Linked DNA regions of Homo sapiens: region 1 is linked to region 2. A link is an interaction called in ENCODE POLR2A ChIA-PET data of the cell type or tissue named here. Cell type or tissue: K562. All regions are shown on one strand. Links, peaks and the distances in the headings refer to the core of each region. The heading gives the core; the rest is flanking DNA. Region 1 has its middle 6.7 kb from the start of WDR38. Region 2 overlaps GOLGA1 (golgin A1).

Region 1 (10,184 bases), core at 2,505-7,504, 54 kb before region 2:
CCCTCCCCTCACCCCTAGCGCCTATACCCGCGTCCTCTCTCCTCTCCTCCACCCCACCCTGGGGCCAAGCATCTTCTCCAGGCTCCAGGGAGGAGAGGAATTCCAGGAGCCCCATTTCAGGGTCCCAGGTGGGCCACCAGTCCAGAGGATCAAGGGATAAGGGAGAACGGTCATGAGCCAACACCCACTCCAAGTTCCACATCTCATGGCTCAGCTCCCAGATGATCTGCCTTCCTGGGCTGCTTTCCGGGGGGGGTCGGGTCCCCCTAGAGCCCCAGGAGGTCGGCGTAGGCCTCCAGGACGCAGGCCTTCTGCTACCATCACAGACACCACAGGCCTGCTACTCACCCGGGACAGGAAGCCACTTTCTGAGCACCAGCTATGTTCAAGGCCCCGGGCCAGGCACTCACTGGTTTGGTCTCATTTAACTGGGCAACACCTCCCTTCTCAGGGACCAAGCACCACTTCACTGAGGGAAAATGGGGTTCAGTGGAGAAGCTGTTAGAAGGACACACCCCCCCCCAAACTGTGCACAGTCTCCTTTAAAAGAGCGAAGTTGGTGGAAGAAGACAGGGAGCAGACACATGTGCCCTTTGTGTTTTATTCTGATTAGTTAATTACCCATTTGCTTTTGTTTCTTACCTTTCCTATGGTGGTGAGTGCCCTTTGTTTTTTATTTTTATTTTTACTTTTATTTTTATTTTGAGATGGAGTCTCATTCTGTTGCCCATGCTGGAGTGCAGTGGTGCGATCTCAGCTCACTGCAACCTCTGCCTTCCAGGTTCAAGCGATTCTTCTGCCGTAGCCTCCTGAGTAGCTGGGATGACAGGCATGCGCCACCACACTTAGCTAATTTTTGTATTTTTAGTAGAGACAGGGTTTCACCATATTGGCCAGGCTGGACTCGAACTCTTGGCCTCATGTAATCCACCTGCCTCAGCCTCCCAAAGTGCTGAGATTACAGGCGTGAGCCACCACGCCTGGTTTATGCTTTAATATTGTTGTGTCCAAGACTGTTTAAGAATTTTTTTTTTTTTTTTTGAGGCAGAGTCTCCCTCTGTGGCCCAGGCAGGAGTGCAGTGGCACAATTTAAGAATTTTAAAAATTGGGGGCAGGCCCAGGGGCTCATTCCTGTAATCCCAGCACTTTGGGAGGCCAAAATGGGCAGATCACAAGGTCAGGAGATCGAGACCATCCTGGCCAACATGGTGAAACCCTGTCTCTACTAAAAATACAAAAATTAGCTGGGCGTGGTGGCACGCGCCTGTAATCCCAGCTACACGAGAGGCTGAGGCAGGGGAATCGCTTGAAGCCGGGAGGCAGAGGTTGCAGTGAGCCAAGATCGCACCATGGCTCATGCCTGTAATCCCAACACTTTGGGAGGCCGAGGTGGGCAGATCATGAAGTCAGGAGATCGAGACAGTCCTGGCCAACATGGTGAAACCCCGTCTCTACTAAAAATACAAAAATTACCTGGGCGTGGTGGCACGTGCCTGTAGTCCCAGCTACTGGGCAGGCTGAGGCAGGAGAATCGCTTGAACCTGGGAGGCAGAGGTTGCAGTGATCCAAGATCGCACCATTGCACTCCAGCCTGCCAACAGAGCGAGACTCCGTCTCAAAAAAAAAAAAAAAAAATTGGCCGGGCACGGTGGCTCACGCCTGTAATTCCAGCACTTTGGAAGGCCGAGGCAGTTGGATCACCTGAGGTCAGGAGTTTGAGACCAGCCTGGCCAACATGGTGAAACCCCACCTCTATTAAAAATACAAAAATTACCTGGGCATGGTGGCGGACCCCTGTAATCCCAGCTCCTTGGGAGGCTGAGGCAGGAGAATCACTTGAACTCGGGAGGCAGAGGTGACATCCAGCCTGGGTGACAGAGCTTAAAAATTAAATAAATGAAACAGCATAAAAATCCTCTCTAGCTGGGTTGTGGCCCTGCCCCCACAAGCTGGACAGGCCTGTCACAGAGGCCCTGACTGGCTGGCTGCCCCCTACCCTGCCCTGCACCCTCGATCCACCCCAGACCTGGGCCTGACATCCACAGGGTGGCGTGTTCAAGACCTTCCACTGGTGCTCAGCTCAGAGCCTCAGAGAGTTCTCCTCTGTAAGACTCACCAGAATGTGGGAGAGGCCGGAGGAGACCCGTGGGTGTGAGTCCCTGAACTTGAGAACTGGGAATGCAGGCTGGGGCTGTGGGCCCACGCTGGGGACAGTGGGTGGTGGTCAAACCCCCTGGGCTTCTCAGGTTCCTTCTGACGTCTAGGTCACTTTGCTATCCAAACAGAATGACTGTCTTAGAAAAACACGTATTAAAAAATACGGTAAGATAAATAAGGCTGAGTTTCTAGATCTGGCAAATCGTATTCCAAGAGAGCCAGAGTGAAGGGTATGAATCTGACGCCACACAGAACAGCCCAGAGATGGCCCGGGGGCTGTTGCTCATGCCTGTAATCCCAGCACTTCGGGATGCCAAGGTCGGGCAGATCACCTGAGGTCAGGAGTTCGAGACCAGCCTGGCCAACATGGTGAAACCCCGTCTCTACTAAAAATATGAAAATTAGCCAGGCGTGGTGGTGTGTGCCTGTAATCCCAGCTACTCAGGAGGCTGAGGCAGGAGAATCGCTTCAACCTGGGAGGTGGAGGTTGCAATGAGCTGAGATCGTGCCATTACACTCCAACCTGGGTGACAAGAGCAAAACCCATCTCAAAAAAAAAAACAACAACAAAAAACAACAACAACAAAAAAAAAAACAGGCCTGAGGCCAGAAGCCAGTAGAGAAGAGAGCACCATCACCCCACCCTTCTAGAAGGGTGAGCCCAGGAGTCATGGACTCATGAGCCCAGACTCGCCAAGCAAAGTCGGGGGCAGATTGTTCAGGAAGTGATTTCAGAGTCCTCAGAAGATGGAGTGTGACTGGCAATGCAGACGAAGGTCACTGGAAAGTGAACCAAGCTGCTGTTGTCCCTCTCCATAACAGGTGACCGGGCCCAACCCACACACAGGCTGCCTGGATTTCTGCAAAACACAGGAGGTTTTCCTTTTTTATTTCTTTTTAAATTGTTTTGTTTCAGGGCTGGGCATAGTGGCTCACGCCTGTAATCCCAGCACTTTGAGAGGTGTAGGTGGGTGGATCACTTGAGGCCAGGAGTTCGAAACCGCCTGGCTAATATGGTGAAACCCCGTCTCTACTAAAAATACAAAAATTAGCCGGGCGTGGTGGCGCATGCCTGTAATCCCAGCTACTCGGAAGGCTGAGGCAGGAGAATCGCTTGAACCTGGGAGGTGGAGGTTGCAGTGAGCCGAGATCTTGCCATTGCACTTCAGCCTGGGCAACAGAACAAGACTCTGTCTAAAATAAATAAAAAATACATACATAAAATAAAATCTTTTGTTTCCTTTTTTTTTTTTTGAGTCAATGTTCTGCTGAATGGCTTTTTTGGTTTTTTGTTTATGCCTTTATTTAATTTTGGCATCCAAAACAGAACAGAATAGTATGACGTAACCCATTAAAAGAATAGTGGCCGTTATAGATAACATCCTTCAATACTGAACCTAAGTGTGAGGTTTTTTTTTTTTTTTTCTGAGATGGAGTCTCACTCTGTCGCCCAGGCTTAAGTGCAGTGGCCCGATCTTGGCTCACCATGACCTCCGCCTCCCAGGTTAAGGGATTCTCCTGCCTCAGCCTCCTGAGTAGCTGGGACTACAGGCGTGCACCACCACGCCTGGCTAATTTTTGTATTTTTAGTAGAGGCGGGGTTTCACCATGTTGGCCAGGCTGGTCTCGAACTCCTTACCTCAGATGATCCAACTGCCTCGGCCTCCCAGAGTTCCGGGATTACAGGCGTGAGCCACCGCGCCCGGCCGTGAACCCAAGGGTGAGTTTTTTGTTTTTGTTTTTATCTTGCTGTTTGTTTGCTTGTTTGGCAGCCACGTAGCTTGTCTTTCTACACCTGCATGGATCAGTTATTGAATTAAACTGCCCCCTGGGAAGAGGTAGATTTGAGTGAAGCGGTTTCTGCTAGTTTAGGGCAACACCTGAGAAAGGCCTCGGCTGTGAACCATCAGCGGAGACACTTCCGGTTGCTGGAGCATGAAAGTTTAATCCCTGAAGAGGCCACGGAGCAGCACAGGAGTCACTGCACCCGCCTTGCCTCGCTTCAGTCCTTCGTTTCACATAATCAGTGTGCTCCATTAGGGATTAGCTCTTCCAGGGCTGTGGTTGGTCACTTTTCACGCACCTTAGTAGCGTGCTCTATTTTGTCTCAGGTTCATTTTCCACGTTCATTTGCTCTTTAGATGACAAAATGTCTACATCAGTTGAATCAGGATCTAGAAGTCCCTGATTTCAGATGCAGCTTCCACACTGATCAACTAGCTTTGTGATTCTCATTTAGTCACAGTCTCCTGTTTTCTTTTCTCTTTTTTTTTTTTTTTTTTGAGATAGAGTCTTGCTCTGTGGCCCAGGCTGGAGTGCAAATAGCACGATCTCGGCTCACTGCAACCTCTGCTTCCCAGGTTCAAGCGATTCTCTTGCCTCAGCCTCTTGAGTAGCTGGGGATGCAGGCACATGCCACCACGCCTGGCTAATTTTTTTTTTTTTTGAGACAGAGTCTCTCTCTGTCGCCCAGACTAGAGTGCAGTGGCGCGATCTCAGCTCACTGCAACCTCTGCCCCCCGGGTTTAAGCAATTCTCTGCCTCAGCCTCCTGAGTAGCTGGAATTACAGGCGTATGCCACCACACCCAGCTCATTTTTTGTATTTTTAGTAGAGATGGAGTTTCACCATCTTGGCCAGGCTGGTCTTGAACTCCTGACCTCATGATCCACCTGCCTCGGCCTCCCAAAGTGCTGGGATTACAGGCGTGAGCCACCATGCCTGGCCAATTTTTGTATTTTTAATAGAGATGGGGTTTCACCATGTTGGCCAGGATGGTCTCGGTCTCCTGACCTCATGATCCACCCACCTAGGCCTCCCGAAGTGCCGGGATTACAGGCATGAGCCACCGCGCCCAGCCCTCCTGTTTTCTTTAGAGTTCCACGTGACTGGGGAGGCCTCACAATCATGACAGAGGGCAAAAGACATGTCTCACATGGCGGCAGACAAGAGAAGAGAATGAGACAGTTTTTTTGATACATAAGTTGTTCATATTTATGAAGTACATGTGATATTTTGAGACATATATACAATGAGTAATGATCAGATTACGATAATTAGGAAATTCATCACCTCAAACATTGATCAGTTATTTGTGTTGGGAACATTCCAGATCTTCTCTTCTAGCTATTTTGTAACGTACAATAACTTGTTAACTATAGTTGCCCTTGGCCAGGTGTGGTGGCTCATGCCTGTAATCTCAGCAATTTGGGAGGCTGAGATGGGAGGATTTCTGGCAACATCGTGAGACTCCAGCTCTACAACTTTAAGCTCTACAGCTCTACAGCTAATTTTTTTTTTTAATTAGCTGGGTGTGGTGGCATGTGTCTGTAGCCCCAGCTACTCAAGAAGTCTGGGCGGGAGGATCACTTGAACCCGGGAGGTCAAGGCTTTAGTGAGCAGTGATTGCGCCACTTCACTCCAGCCTGGGCAACAAAGCGAGATCCTGTCACAAAACAAAACAAAAAAGCATAGTTACCTTACTGTGCTATCTGACACTAGAACTTACTCCTTCTATCTATTTTTTTTTTTTTTTGAGACCGGGTCTCACTCTGTCACCCAGGCTGGGGTGCAGTAGCATGATCTTGGCTCACTGCAACCTCCACCTCCTGGGTTCAAGTGATTCTCGTGCCTGAGCCTCCCTGCTAGCTGGGATTACAGGTGCCTGCCACCACGCCTGGCTAATTTTTGTAGTTTTAGTAGAGATGGGGTTTCAGCATGTTGGCCAGGCTGGTCTCAAACTCCTGACCTCAGGTGATCCATCCACTTTGGCCTCCCAAAGTGCTGGGATTACAGGTGTGAGCCACCACACCCGGCCTATCTAAGTGTATTTTTGTACCCATTATCCAACCTCTCTTCATCCTCCCCTCTCCCCTACTTCCCCACATCCTCACCAGCATCTTTTATTTTCTTTTGTGGGGTTTTTTGTTTGTTTTTTGTTTGTTTGTTTGTTTGAGACCGGGTCTCACTCTGGTCACCCAAGCTGGAGTGCAGTGGCATGATCACAGCTCACTGCAGCCTGGCCCTCCTGGGCTCAGGTGATCCTCGCACTCAGGCTCCCGAGTAGCTGGGATCACATGTGCACACCATCACATCCGGCCAATTTTTTGTATTTTTAGTAGAGACTGGTTTTCACCATGCTGCCCAGGCTGGTCTTGAACTCTTGGGCTCAAGCAATCCACCTGCCTCAGCCTCCTAAAGTGCTGGGATAGCAGGGGTGAGCCACCTTGCCTGGCCCTATTTTCTGTCTTTTTGATAAAAACCATTTTAACTGGGGTGAGATGATATCTCATTGTGGTTTTGATTTGCATTTTCCCAGTGATTAGTGACATTAAGCGTTTTTTTTGTTTGTTTTTCGTTTTTGGGTTTTTTTTTTTTTCTGAGACGGAGTCTCGCTTTCTCGCCAGGCTGGAGTGCAGTGGTGTGATCTCAGCTCACTGCAACCTCTGACTTCTGGGTTCAAGCGATTCTCCTGCCTCAGCTTCCCAAGTAGCTGGGACTATAGATGCATGCCACTATGCCTGGCTATATATTTTTTTGCATTTTTTAGTATAAATTTTTGCAGTTTTAGTAGAAATGGAGTTTCACCATGTTGGCCAGGCTGGTCTCGAACTCCTGACCTCAAGTGATCTGCCTGCCTCAGCCTCCCAAAGTGCTGGGATTACAGCTGTGAGCCACCGTGCCTGGCCAGGGAGCCTTTCTTGGTATCTTTGGGGCTACAGTAAAAAATGGTGGACTCATGAGATGATAACGCTTTCATGATAGCCCAGCTAACCATGCACAGGTGCCGTTCCAAGCACTTTACATACATTAATCCTCAAAGCCAACCTCATGCAGCAGGTACTAATTATTATCCTGATTTTAGAGGTGAGGAAAAGGAGGCACGGAAGCATTAAGTAACTGGCCCGAGGTCACAGGTGGTAGGTGACGGAGTCAGATCAGGGTGCAGCTGCCTGGCTTCTGAGGCTACACAGGTGACAGCTGGTTTTAAGCTGAACTAGAGCTTCCTGATTGATTCACAGACCAGGGTGGAGGTGGGGGAAGAATCCCAGGTCTTAATCTGGACAGCCCTCCCCTCACCGAGAAGTGGGTACCTGACCCCAGCTGGGTCAATCACGAGCTCTCTGAGGATCCTGATTTGCTGGGCTGCTCCCGGGATGAGTGAGTAGCACTGCTTCCTGCCCTTCCCTGGTGTGACAGTGTTGCTGTCTTTCCAATCCGTCATCCCAGAGCTTCTTGGTCCCTTTTGGCCATCCATGGTTTCTGTTGTTTGCAACCAGAGAACCCTGCTTGAGGTAGAATCTACATTACCACCAGGGTGCGGTGGCTCACGCCTGTAATCCCAGCACTTTGGGAGGCTGAGGTGGGTGGATCACCTGATGTCTGGAGTTTGAGACCAGCCTGGCCAACATGGTGAAACCCCATCTCTACTAAAAGTACAAAAATTAGCCAGGTGTGGTGGTGGGTGCCTGTAATCCCAGCTACTTGGGAGGCTGAGGCAGGAGAATCTCTTGAACCCAGGGGGCGGAGGTTGCAGTGAGCCGAGATTGCACCATTGCACTCCAACTTGGGCAACAAGAGCAAAACTCTGTCTCAAAAAAAAAAAAAAAAAAGAATCTAAATTACTTTCCTCCCCACCCGGACCTTTCCTAAGGGACTGTACCCTCCCTGACCCCATGGTTAGCCCATGACTCTGATGGATGGAGGCAAAAAAGATAATCACTGGAGGTCTCTAGTGATAGACCAAAGGGCTCTGTTTTTTGTTTGTTTGTTTGCTTTTGAGATGGAATTTCGCTCTCATCATCCAGGCTGGAGTGCAGTGGCGCCATCTCAGCTCACTGCAACCTCTGCCTCCCAGGTTCAAGCAATTCTCCTGCCTCAGCCTCCCGAGTAGCTGGGATGACAGGCACATGCCACCATGCCCGGCTAAGTTTTGTATTTTTAGTACAGACAGGGTTTCACCATGTTGGCCAGGCTGGTCTCGAACTCCTGACCTCAGGTGATGTACCCGCCTCGGCCTCCCAAAGTTCTGGGATTACAGGCGTGAGCCACCACGCTCGGCCGTGGCTCTGTTCTTACCCCTGTCATGTTGATCATTTCCCCAATCTGGACCAGAACACAGGCCCGCTCATAAAATTTGCAGCTGCCACAGCAGCAGAATTAATGCTTTGTGCAATAGAAGTGGGACTTTTAAAATGCTTTCAAGACTAGACGGCTGGATGGGGGCCAAGAAGATGACCTTTAACCAGCATAATGTAAGGTCTTGCGTGCGTTTCCGAAGAACTCATTGTGTGAGTACCAGACAGGGGAGGGAGGGCTGGCTGGACAGCAGTTCATGGGAAAAAGCTCTCGTGCATTTGCAGTGAATAACATAGCTCTTGGAAACATAAATGCCTCTAGTAATGCAGACTGCATTACTAGAGATGGAGTGTCTAGGAAACTGGAGATGACAGTACCTTTCAGCTTGGTGGTTGTCAGTCCAAACAGTGAGCATGGTTCTAGTTCTGGTCCACACACTTTTTAAGAGGGATAATGACAGGCCAGGTGCGGTGGCTCACGCCTGTAATCCCAGCACTTTGGGAGGCCAAGGCAGGCGGATCACGTGTCCGGCTAAATTTTGTATTTTTAGTAGACAGGGTTTCACCATGTTGGCCAGGCTGGTCTCGAACTCCTGACCTCGTGATCTGCCTGCCTCGGCCTCCCAAAGTGCTGGGATTACAGGGGTGAGCCACTGCATCTGGCTGGGAACAGGTATGTTTTAAAACCTGGAGGGCAGGCACGGCGCGGTGGCTCATGCCTATAATCCCAGCACTTTGGGAGGCCGAGGTGGGTGGATCACGAGGTCAGGAGTTTGAGACCAGCCTGGCCAACATGGTGAAACCCCATCTCTACTAAAAATACAAAAATTAGCTGGGCATGGTGGCAGGTGCCTGTAATCCCAGCTACTCGGGAGGCTGAGGCAGGAGAATTGCCTAAACCCAGGAAGCAGAGGTTGCAGTGAGCCCAGATCGCGCCACTGCACTCCAGCCAGCCCGGGAGACAGAGACTCCATCTTAGAAAAAAAAAAAACCTAGAGGGCAGGAGGAGCAGCTCAGGTATTGGAGCTGGGAGCTGGAACCTCGAAGAAACCAGGGCAATTAGGCTCTCCAACTCCCTCTCCTACTTCCTCTCTTGCCACAAAACAACATTCTCTGCTTCTTGGGGCACCGGTCAGGAAATGCTGGCTCCCCACTAAACTGTTCCAGACTTGGGGTAGGACTGCAGGTAGGGTATAAGAAATGGGGCAGGGCAAGGAAGCCAGGAAGAGTAAGGACAGGCAGGCAGGGGCCAGACAGGCGGGGCCGATTCTTTAAGAACAATTCAACAGATACCTGGGGCCCCTGCCCAGCTTAGAGCTGGAATGTGGCTCCTCAAAACCCCAAGGGTCCTGCCTTTTCTAGTCCCTCCCTTCCTCTCCTGAGAGTTGACCACTCTGGAGATTTGGGGGTTTTGCTTGCTTTTCTTATCCAAATAAATAGAGGGTTCTTTTTTGCCTGCCTTGATTGTTTTCTTTCTTTCTTTCTTTTTTTTTGCTGAACAGATGTTTGTGAGGTTTGTTGTCGTTGTTGTTTTGTTTTTAGTAGAGATGGGGTTTCACCATCTTGCCCAAGCTGGTCTTGAACTCCTGGCCTCAAATGATCTGCCTGCTTTGGTCTCCCAAAGAGCTAGGATTGCTGGCATGAAACACCATGCCTGGCCCTGTGGGGTGTTTTAAGGTTGACATGCGTAGCTGAGGAGAGGCAAGGCTGGTCCAGGACCTCCAGTCCCCTTCAGGGAATGGAGTGACAGTGAGAAAAGCCAGCGCGGCATCCATCCTGGACATCTTGGTAGAGCCCTCTCCCTGGACAGCCTGGCCAAATACAGGAGAGAAGGCGGCAGGCTCCCTGAGGAGAAGGAAGAGATAGTCAGTGGTGGAAAACTGGCAGAAACTTCTCCACCACTTCATCCGCGGAGATGATCCTCCGGACCCTGGCATTCACGTTGGTGGTT
Region 2 (10,184 bases), core at 2,374-7,373:
CGACAGAGAGCCTCCACGACAGGGAGCCTCCACGACAGAGAGCCTCCACGACAGAGAACCATCCACAACAGAGACCCTCCACAACAGAGAACCCTCCACAACACAGAACCCTCCACAACACAGAACCATCCACAACAGAGATCCTCCACAACAGAGAACCTCCACAACAGAGAGCCTCCACAACAGAGAACCATCCCCAACAGAGACCCTCCACAACAGAGAACCCTCCACAACAGAGAACCCTCCACAACAGAGAACCCTCCACAACAGAGACCCACCCACAACAGAGACCCACCCACAACAGAGAACCATCCACAACAGAGACCCTCCACAACAGAGACCCTCTATAACAGAGAACCATCCACAACAGAGAACCATCCACAACAGAGAACCTCTACAACAGAGAACCATCCGGCCTCAAACGTCAATAGCGCTGAGGTGGAGAAACTCTGAGTTATACAAACCAAACCTAGGTGTCATCTACAATTCCTATTTTTTTCTCATTCCTAAGTCCTAAAAGCTCCATCTCAGGCAGGGCATGGTGGCTCACGCCTGTAATCCCAGCACTTTGGGAGGCCAACGCAGGTGGATCACTTGAGGTCAGGAGTTCGAGACCAGCCTGGCCAGTATGGTGAAACCCTGTCTCTACCAAAAATACAAAAATTAGCCAGGCATGGTGGCACGTGCCTGTAGTCCCAGCTACTTGGGAGGTGGGGCATGAGAACTGCTTGAACCCAGGAGGTTGAGGTAACAGTAGGCCAAGATCGTTCCACTACACACCAGCCTGGGCGACAAAGTGAGACTCCGTCTCACATACAAAAAACAAAAAGCAAACAAAACAGCTCTATCTCTAAAATAAATCCTGATCTGAATACTTCTTCCCAAGTCCACCACTAATGTGCTAGTCACTTCTGGCCTAGATTCCTAAAAAGTCTCCTAAACAGTCTTCTTGCTTCTGCTCATGCCTCCCTTACCAAACATTCTTCACAGGCAGCCAGAGAAATCCTTTTAAAACAAAACTTCTCACATCACTTATCTGCTTAAGACCTGCCATAGCTGGTTAGGAGCAGTGGCTCATTCCTGTAATCCCAGCACTTTGGGAGGCCAAGGCCAGTGGATCGCTTGAGCACAGGAGTTTAAAATCAGCCTAGTTAACATAGCAAGACCCTGTCTCTACAAAAGAAAAATTAATAAATTTTGCACACCTGTAGTCCTAGTTATTCATGAGGCTGAGGTGGGAGGATTGCTTGAGCCTGGGAAGTTGAGGCTGCAGTGAGCTGTGATCACACCACTGCACTCCAGCCTGGGCAACAGAGCAAGACCCTGTCTCAAAAAAAAAAAGACCTGCCAGGGCTTCCCATGATTCTTTTTAATGCCTGTGTCCCGCCTCACCACCAGCCATGCTCTCCCCTGGCCACTAGCTGCAGCCACACTGGCCTCTGTGCTATTCTTTGAACAGACTAGGTTTTTTCCTGCCTCAGAGCCTTTGTATTTGTTATTTCTTCAGTCTAGAATATTTCTCCTCAAATATTCACATTGTAGGCCCTTCTGCCAGCATCAAAGCCTTCCCTAACTCCATATGGAAAAGAGACCTCTCCTCTCCCACCTCCCCATTGGCTGTCCTTGCCCTGCTCTATTTTCTTCATAGCATTTATTGTTAATTTGTAACTTGGTTACCATCTCTAGTTACAAACTCCACAAGAAAGGAACTTTACCTATTTTTTCCACTGCTATTTATTTTATTTTATTTATTTACTTTTTGGGACGGAGTCTCACTCTGTCACCCAGGCTGGAGTGCAGTGGCATGATCTTGGCTCACTGCAGCCTCCACCTCCCGGGTTCAAGTAAATCTCCTGCCTCAGCCTCCCAGTTGGGATTATAGGCGCACACCACCACACCAGGCTAATTGTTGAATTTTTAGTAGAGATGGGGTTTTACCATGTTGGCCAGGCTGGTCTCGAACTTCTGACCTCAGGTGATCCACCCACCCTGGCCTCTCAAAGTGCTAGGATTAGAGGCGTGAGCCACCGCACTGGCTCATTGCTATTTAATACATCCTAGCACTTACAGTGATGCCTGGCACTTACAGGACTCAAATGTTTATTGAAGGAATGCATGAAAAAAAAATCTGACTCCAAAGTCCATGCTTCTCATGATGCAATGCTACTACATTAGTACCTATGTCACTCATCAGATCTGATTACTGGAAGCTTACTAGGTGCAGGCATTCATCTATGGACACTCTCAGAGAAGACTGCTGCCAAGGGATCAATAAGATCTTTGAGTCATGACCAAGCTGGGCAAGTACTACAATGTCCCATTATCCAAGGTGCTTTGAAAGGGGCCACGGGAGTCTGGGGGCATATAAGAAAGTGACAGAATCTTTCCTCCTTTTTATCCAGTTATGTTTAGGGAATGAAAGAGGCATCCTCTGATTAAAGCTCCAAGTTTGCAGAAGAGAAAGTTTAACAATCCAGCAGATTGTTTCTTCATTTCTGTACATGGTCCCTGATATAAACAAGCAAAACAAAGGTCCTTATCATCTTTTAAGGCCTTGCTTTAAGGTCTCCCTGGAAATATCAGCAAGAGCAGTGTTTTGACAGCATGACTTTCAAGCAGCTGTTGATTCCACAGAGGAAGGGCTGGCCTCTGTGGTAGGGTGAAGTCAGACCAGCATCACCTCTAACCAACTATGCAACTTGCACAAACGGTTTACCCTCGGAACCTCAATGACATTAACTGCCAAATGAATGTAATTCTTCCTACTGTCCTGGATCCCTGAGAGAACTTAATGAAGTGGCAATTTCTGGCCGATGCCTAACAGAACTATTGAACAAATGCTAATTCTCCTCCTCCTGTACTGTAAGTATGAGAAGTGGGGCACTGTAAATACACATGTAGAAAACATGAACACTTTTATGAAACTTTGATTCAATTAGATAAATACCTTCAGCTTCTTTAGTTCAAATTGGTGATTTTGTAAAGAACGTTCATATTCATTCCTGCATTCTTTAAGGGCTGCATTTTCTTGCTCCAGTTGTCTCTGCCAATTCAGAAGAACACATATAAAAGAAGTCTTCACTACCATATTTCCCTGGGCACAGGGAGCATGGACCAGGAAGAAGGCATAGGGAGGAACAATATACATTTTAAAAGCCAATGGGAAGAAGCAGAGGGGACTGGTCAGAAAGTAGGAAGTCTCTGTGGAAACTCCAAGGAAAAAGAAAACCCATCTGTTTTGTTTTATAAAAAGCAGCCTTTATACATCCAGTCTCATGAGCAGGTGTCTCTGGAAAGATAAGAACTGCTCTCGGCTGGGTGCGGTGGCTCATGCCTATAATTCCAGCACTTTGGGAGGCTGAGGTGGGCAGATCCCTTGAGCCTAGGCGTTCAAGACCAGCCTGGGCAACACAGTGAGACCTTGTCTCTCCAAAAAATTTAAAAATTAGCTGGCTGTGGTGGTGCACGCCTGTAGTCCCAGCTACTTGGGAGGCTGAGGTGGCAGGATCACTTGAGTCTGAGAGGTCGAGGCTGCAGTCAGTTGTAATCATGCCACTGTGCTCCAGCCTGGGTGACAGAGTGAGACCCTGTCTCAAACAAAAAAAAAGCTGCCTTCTAAAGTGGTTTCCTAGTGCAGAGGTGGTGACACACTGTCAAGCACGAGGCTGACTTCGCTGTGGGGGACCCTGGTGCTCCTGGGCCCACCCTCTCTTAGCTCTTCACTCACCATCCCTTGCTCTGCGGTGGTCTGGTCAGCTGCCCGCGTTCTCTCCAGGGCCACTATCTGGGCTTCTAGCGCCTGGGTGCGCTCCAAGAACTGCTGCTCCAGAGCAAGGGCCTGCTGCTGCACATGGCTGCTCTCCTGGTTGGCGGCAGCCTGCGGGGAGACCAAAGGACGGTCAGTCAGGGTGACAATGGTTTCCAGTGGGGGATCTTAGTCTGGCCCTAGGTGAGAAGATGAGTATCCAACAGAAACAACTCTCTCCTGACCCCATCCCCCCTGGCGTTGCTGAGGTCCCCCCTGCAGGCTCTGCCTGTTGCTCCTGGACCCTGGCCTGTCCAGAAGATGGAGTCTTGATGTCATCACTCCATCCTCAAGGTGTGTGGGGACAGCTCTGGGCACCAGCCAGCCCTTAGACACAGGCCTCCTTCACACTACTCAGTGTTGCCTCAGTGGCTGCGGCTTTCCCTGGGGAGAAATTATACTGGGGAGGCAGTATAATACAGCAATGAAGAACAGGGCTTTGACAGGAGAAAGATGTGGATTCTGCCATTTACTGGCTGCGAGCCTGTGGGCTACTGAGCCAATCTTTCTGAGCTTGCCTCGTCTACAGGATGAGGATGACAGTGCATAATTCTCAGGTCTCCTGCAAGGACTAAACGAAAACACGTGCATAGCACTGAGCACAGTGCCTGGGACATGGCGAATATGAAATACACGCTGGCTGGTTTGATTTCCCTATCTTCTAACTCCACACCACGCTTGGCCTGTCATCACAGGCCATCCTCCCCAGAGTCTGGACTTGTTCTCCCCGCCCCTGATTGCAAGTTGAGGCTTGACTCCTAGCGGAGCTGCCACCTCTGACAGCCCCAGGACCAGGCTGGACCAGAAGGTGGGATGTAAGGTGGAAAGGAGCTGCTGGTGCACCTCCCAGGTAACTCAGGCCCACCATTAGGTCCTGACTCCCTCCACCCCCTGCTGCTGGCCTGCTCACATCCAGCACAAGAACTGTATCTATGGGCAGGTCCAGGTACCGTTGCCGAAGTTCGGAATGAGTTTGGAGCATCTGCAAAGGCCTGGAGAGAAAGCATTAAGGGCCTGGAATGCAGCAGCTCCAATAAGCACTTACGAGCTCCTGTATCTGAGTTTCCTGGGCAGCCACAATGCCCTTGCTCTGTTGGAGCTGCTCCTCAGAGGCCTGCAAGGTCTGCTCCAGTTCTCTCACCTGAGAGGGAAGCAGAAGCATTCTTTCTGTTCACAAGAAGCTGAAGAGTGGTAACAAATGGCTTTAAAATGCAAAGCGATTTAAATAAAACAGGTACATTATAGAAAAATGTAACCTGAGAAAAAAGATACTGCATAAGTCTACCATTATAAAACACTAGCATTCTAACGTATTTTCTTAAACTCTCTTTTAATGACTTTTGTTTATAGCTTTATATAAAGTTTTAATAGGACAATGTAAAACTTTGTATCTTTTCCCTACTCTTAAATGTCCTTCTGTCTCCATGTAATCTTTAGACCTCAGATTATTATTTCCTCTAGAGTGTTTTGTAATTTACTGACCCATTTGCCTACTGTGCTGCCTACTTAGGCTTTCTGTTTTTCCCATCTAAAAGAATGCAGCAATTAACATCTTCACACAGTATTTTTTTTTTTTTTTTTTTGAGATGGAGTCTTGCTCTGTCGCCCAGGCTGGAGTGCAGTGGCATGATCTCCACTCACTGCAAGCTCCGCCTCCTGGGTTCACGTCATTCTCCTCCCTCAGCCTTCTGAGTAGCTGGGACTACAGGTGCCCGCTACCATGCCCAGCTAATTTTTTGTATTTTTAGTACAGACAGGGTTTCACTGTGCTAGCCAGGATGGTCTTGATCTCCTGACCTCGTGATCCACCTGCCTTAGCCTCCCAAAGTGCTGGGGCTACAGGCGTGAGCCACCATGCCCGGCCTATTTTTTTTTTTTTTTTTGAGATGGAGTGTCACTCTGTCATCAGGCTGGAGTGCAGTGGCGTGATCTCAGCTCACTGCAACCTCCGCCTGCTGGGTTCAAGCGATTCTCCTGCCTCAGCCTCCTGGGTAGCTAGGACTACAAGCGCACGCCACCACGCCCAGCTATTTTTTTTTTTTTTTTGAGATGGAGTCTCACTCTGTTGCCCAGGCTGGCGTGCAGTAGTGCAATCTTGGCTCACTGTAACCTCCACCTCCTGGGTTCAAGTGATTCTCCTACCTCAGCCTCCTGAGTAGCTAGGGACTACAGGCACATGCCACCACACCCAGCTAATGTTTTGTATTTTTAGTACAGACAGGGTTTCACCATGTTAGCCAGGATGGTCTCGATCTGCTGACCTCGTGATCCGCCCACCTCGGCCTCCCAAAGTGCTGCAATTACAGGCATGAGCCACCGCACCTGGTTGCTAATTTTTGTATTTTTAATAGAGACGGGGTTTCACCATGTTGGCCAGGACACACAGTATTTTTTTAACTGGTTTGAATCACTTCCTTAGGACAGATTCCTTGAAGTGGAATTACTGTTCACAATACAAATTCAGGATTTACTCATTCCACAAATACTGAGCAAGACTGACTCCATACCAGGAACTGCACCTGGGCACGAGGCCAGTGCCGTGAGTGGGACAGATGTAGACTGGCCCTCAGGGACTCACTGTCTAGTACTGAGTTGCACTTGGCTCTCCAAGATGGCAGTTTTACCAGATTCAAGCTACATCTATGAATTTCTCTTAGAAAGCCTTCTTATTTACTGAATAAGGTCTGGCCTTGGGGAGCTTTATTATTATTATTATTATTTTTGAGATGGAGTCTCGCTCTGTCGCCCAGGCTGGAGTGCAGTGGCATGATCTCGGCTCACTGCAAGCTCCACCTCCCGGGTTCACGCCATTCTCCTGCCTCAGCCTCCTGAGTAGCTGGGACTACAGGCAACTGCCACCATACCCAGCTAATTTTTTCTATTTTTTAGTAGAGACGGGGTTTCACTGTGTTAGCCAGGATGGTCTCGATCTCCTGACCTCATGATCCGCCTGCCTTGGCCTCCCAAAGTGCTGGGATTACAGGTGTGATTCACCGCGCCCAGCTGGGGAGCTTTATTATTAAACATAAGCACAAGGAAGGCTGTATGCAGCTTGGTGAAGGAGAGGTAGACACACAAGGAGAGGATTTTTTTTCTTTTTGAGACAGTCTTGCTCTGTCGCCCAGGCTTGAGTGCAGTGGCGCGATCTCGGCTCACTGAAAGCTCCGCCGCCTCCTGGGTTCACGCCATTTTCCTGCCTCAGCCTCCTGAGTAGCTGGGACTACAGGCGCCTGCCACCATGCCCAGCTAATTTTTTGTATTTTTAGTAGAGACAGGGTTTCACCGTGTTAGCCAGGATGGTCTCGATCTCCTGACCTTGTGATCCGCCCGCCTCAGCCTCCCAAAGTGCTGGGATTACAGGCATGAGCCACCGTGTCCAGCCAAGGAGAGGACGTTTTTAAGGCCTAGGCTCCTCACATACATTCACATCTTAGATTTAACCGAAACAATCCCATGAGAAAGGGGCTACTAGTCCACGGAGAAGAACAGGATTGTTACTAGCTCATGACTGCAAATTTTATTGGTGGTAGCGCCAAAACTAAGACGTTGTTTTACACTCCTGAGATCAGAAAATACCTAAGTCTCAATTTAGAAGCCAAGTTCAAGATAGATTCAGATCTTCAAGAGATTAAAGAAAAAGTTACCATATCACCCTGCAATTTTATTCCTAGGTATACACTGAAGAGAAATGAAAACACTAAGTCCACACAAAAACCTTGTACAGGAACGTTCATGGTAGCATTATTCACAACAGCCAAAAGATAGAAACAACGCAAATGTCCATCAAAAGCTGGGTGTGGGTTGGGTGCGGTGGCTTATGCCTGTAATCCCAGCATTTTGGAAGGCCAAGACGGGTGGATCACTTGAGGCCAGGAGTTCGAGACCAGCCTGGCCAACATGGCAAAACCCTATCTCTGCTAAAAATACAAGGCGTGGTGGTCTATATGTGTAGTCCCAGCTACTCAGAAGGCTTAGGCACAAAAACTGCTTAAACCTGCGGGGTGGGGGTTGCAGTGAGCCAAGATCGCACCACTGCACTCCAGCCTGGGCAACAGAGCGAGATTTTGTCTAAAAAAAAAAAAGCTATGCCTTTGCCTCCCTAAGTACTGGGCTTACAGAACGGGGGCTCGTGCCTGCAAGCCAAGCACTTAGGGAAACAAAGGTATAGCTTGAGCCCAGGAATTGGAGACCTGCCTGGGCAACATAGGGAGACCCTGTTCTCCACAAAAAGGGGAGAAAAAGACCAAAAAAAAAAAAAAAAAAAAAGACAAATGGAATTCAAGTGTTCATCAATGAATGAATGGAGAAACAAAATGTGGTCTATACATATAATGGAATATTATTCAGTCTTAAAAAGGAATAGGCCAGGCACAGTGGCTCATACCTGTAATCCCAGCACTTTGGGAGGCCGAGGTGGGCGGGTCACAAGGTCAGGAGATTGAGACCATCTTGGTCAACATGGTGAAACCCCATCTCTACTAAAATGCAAAAAATTAGCCAGGCGTGGTGGAGCGTGCCTGTAGGCGCGCGCCTGTAGTCCCAGCTACTCGGGAGGCTGAGGTAGGGGAATTGCTTGAACCTAGGAAGCGGAGGTTGCAGTGAGCCGAGATCGTGCCACTGCACTCCAGCCTGATGACGGAGCAAGACTCCATCTCAAAAAAATTCTAAAAAAAAAAAAAATTCTGTTAAAAAAAAAAAAGGAATGAAAGTCTGACATATGCTACAACATAGATGAACACTGAAGATGTATATACTAAGTCAAATAAGCCAGACACAAAAGGACAAACATTGTATGATTCCACCAACAGGAGGTATCTAGAGTGTCCAAACTCAAAGAGACAGAAAATAGAATGGTGGTTCCCAGACTGGGGTAGGAGGAATTGGGGAGTTACTGTTTAATAAGTATAGAGTTTCTGTTTGGGAAGATGAAAAAGTTTTGGAGATGGATGGTGGTGATGGTTGTACGACAATGTACACTGATCAAAAAGGATATTCAGAAACAGAATTGAAATTATAATAAAACAGTCTTTTCAGAAAAATATAGTTTAAAATGTATTTATCAGGAAATAAGAAAGATTTTAAAAATGAGATAAATATTCAATTCAAGAAATTAAACAAATTGGCCAGCACAGTTACTCACATCTGTAATCCCAGCACTTTGGGAAGCTGAGGTGGGCAGATCACTTGAGGTCAGGAGTTTGAGACCAGCCTGGCCAACATGGTGAAACCCCGTCTCCACTAAAAATACAAAAAGGCTGGGCGCAGTGGCTCACGCCTGTAATCCTACCACTTTGGGATGCTGAGGCAGGTGGATCACGAGGTCAGGAGTTCAAGACCAGCCTGGCCAACATGGTGAAACCTTGTCTCTACCAAAAATACAAAAATTAGCTGGGCATGGTCACATGCCTGTAATCCCAGCTACTTGGGAGGCTGAGGCAGGAGAACTGCTTGAACCAGGACACAGGAGGCAGAGAGAGCAGTGAGCCAAGATTGCACCACTGGACGCCAACCCAGGCTACAGAGCCAGACTCTGTCTCAAAAAAAAAAAATAAATAAAATAAAATAAATTAAAAAAATACAAAAAAAAAAATGAGCCGGGTGTGGTGGTACACACCCATAATTCCAGCTCTTTGGGAGGTTGAGGCAGGAGAATCGCTTGTGCCTGGGAGGCGGAGGTTGTGGTAGGCTGAGATCAGGACACTACACTACAGCTTGGGTGATACAGCGGGAGTCCATCTCAAAAAATAATAATAATAAAATAAAATAAAAATAAATAAATAAATAAATATATGGTGCTGTATTCCCAGTACTTTGGGAGGCTGAGATGGGTGGATCACTTGAGGTCAGGAGTTTGAGACCAGCCTGGCCAACATAGTGAAACCCCGTCTCTACTAAAAATATAAAAATTAGCCAGGCGTGGAGGCAGGCATCTTTTAACCCAGCTACTTGGGTGGGTGAGGCAGGAGAATTGTTTGAACCTGGGAAGCGGAGGTTGCAGTGAGCCGAGATCATGCCACTGCACTCCAGCCTGGATGAGAGTGAGACTCTGCCTCAAATAAATAAATAAATAAATACATACATACCAAAAACCTGCAAATGTTACACCAAATAATGAAACTTTAGGCATATTTCCTTTAAGACTGGGAACAAAACAAAGATTCCCACTAACCCTTTTATTGCTTCACTCAGTCTGGAGGTCTTTAATGCTATATGAACAGAAAATGGAATAAGAGGTGGGAAGATTGGAAGGAGTAAGATAAAGTTGTCATTTTTTCATAGATAATATGATTATCTACCTAAGAAAAACAACAAAAAAATCACACAGTAGTAGAGTAAGAAAGTTCAGCAGGGGTGTGATATCCAAGATCAACTTTAAAAA

What was found. ChIA-PET counts read pairs that join two places held together with the same protein. Peaks named below come from ENCODE experiments on the same cell type or tissue, not always from the same donor. Only the 100,000 strongest peaks of a DNase experiment are listed, where the experiment ranks them.
Region 1: POLR2A ChIA-PET joins it to region 2 with 6 read pairs; 8 of 35 experiments call an interaction of 5 or more read pairs at or near these places.

The regions. Positions count from the first base shown.
Region 1 is chr9:124,841,619-124,851,802 of GRCh38, forward strand. No RefSeq gene overlaps it. Among named protein-coding and RNA genes, the nearest start is that of WDR38, 6.7 kb to the right of the region's middle. In K562, for the core only: no CTCF peak of the experiment used is centred there; no DNase peak of the experiment used is centred there.
Region 2 is chr9:124,895,602-124,905,785 of GRCh38, forward strand. GOLGA1 (golgin A1) reads right to left here. Exons shown (of 23, transcript NM_002077.4): 13 at 4,851-4,946; 14 at 3,728-3,877; 15 at 2,948-3,043. Among named protein-coding and RNA genes, the nearest start is that of ARPC5L, 39 kb to the left of the region's middle. RefSeq lists enhancers at 4,623-5,136, 7,759-8,259. In K562, for the core only: no CTCF peak of the experiment used is centred there; a DNase peak (open chromatin) is centred at 4,430.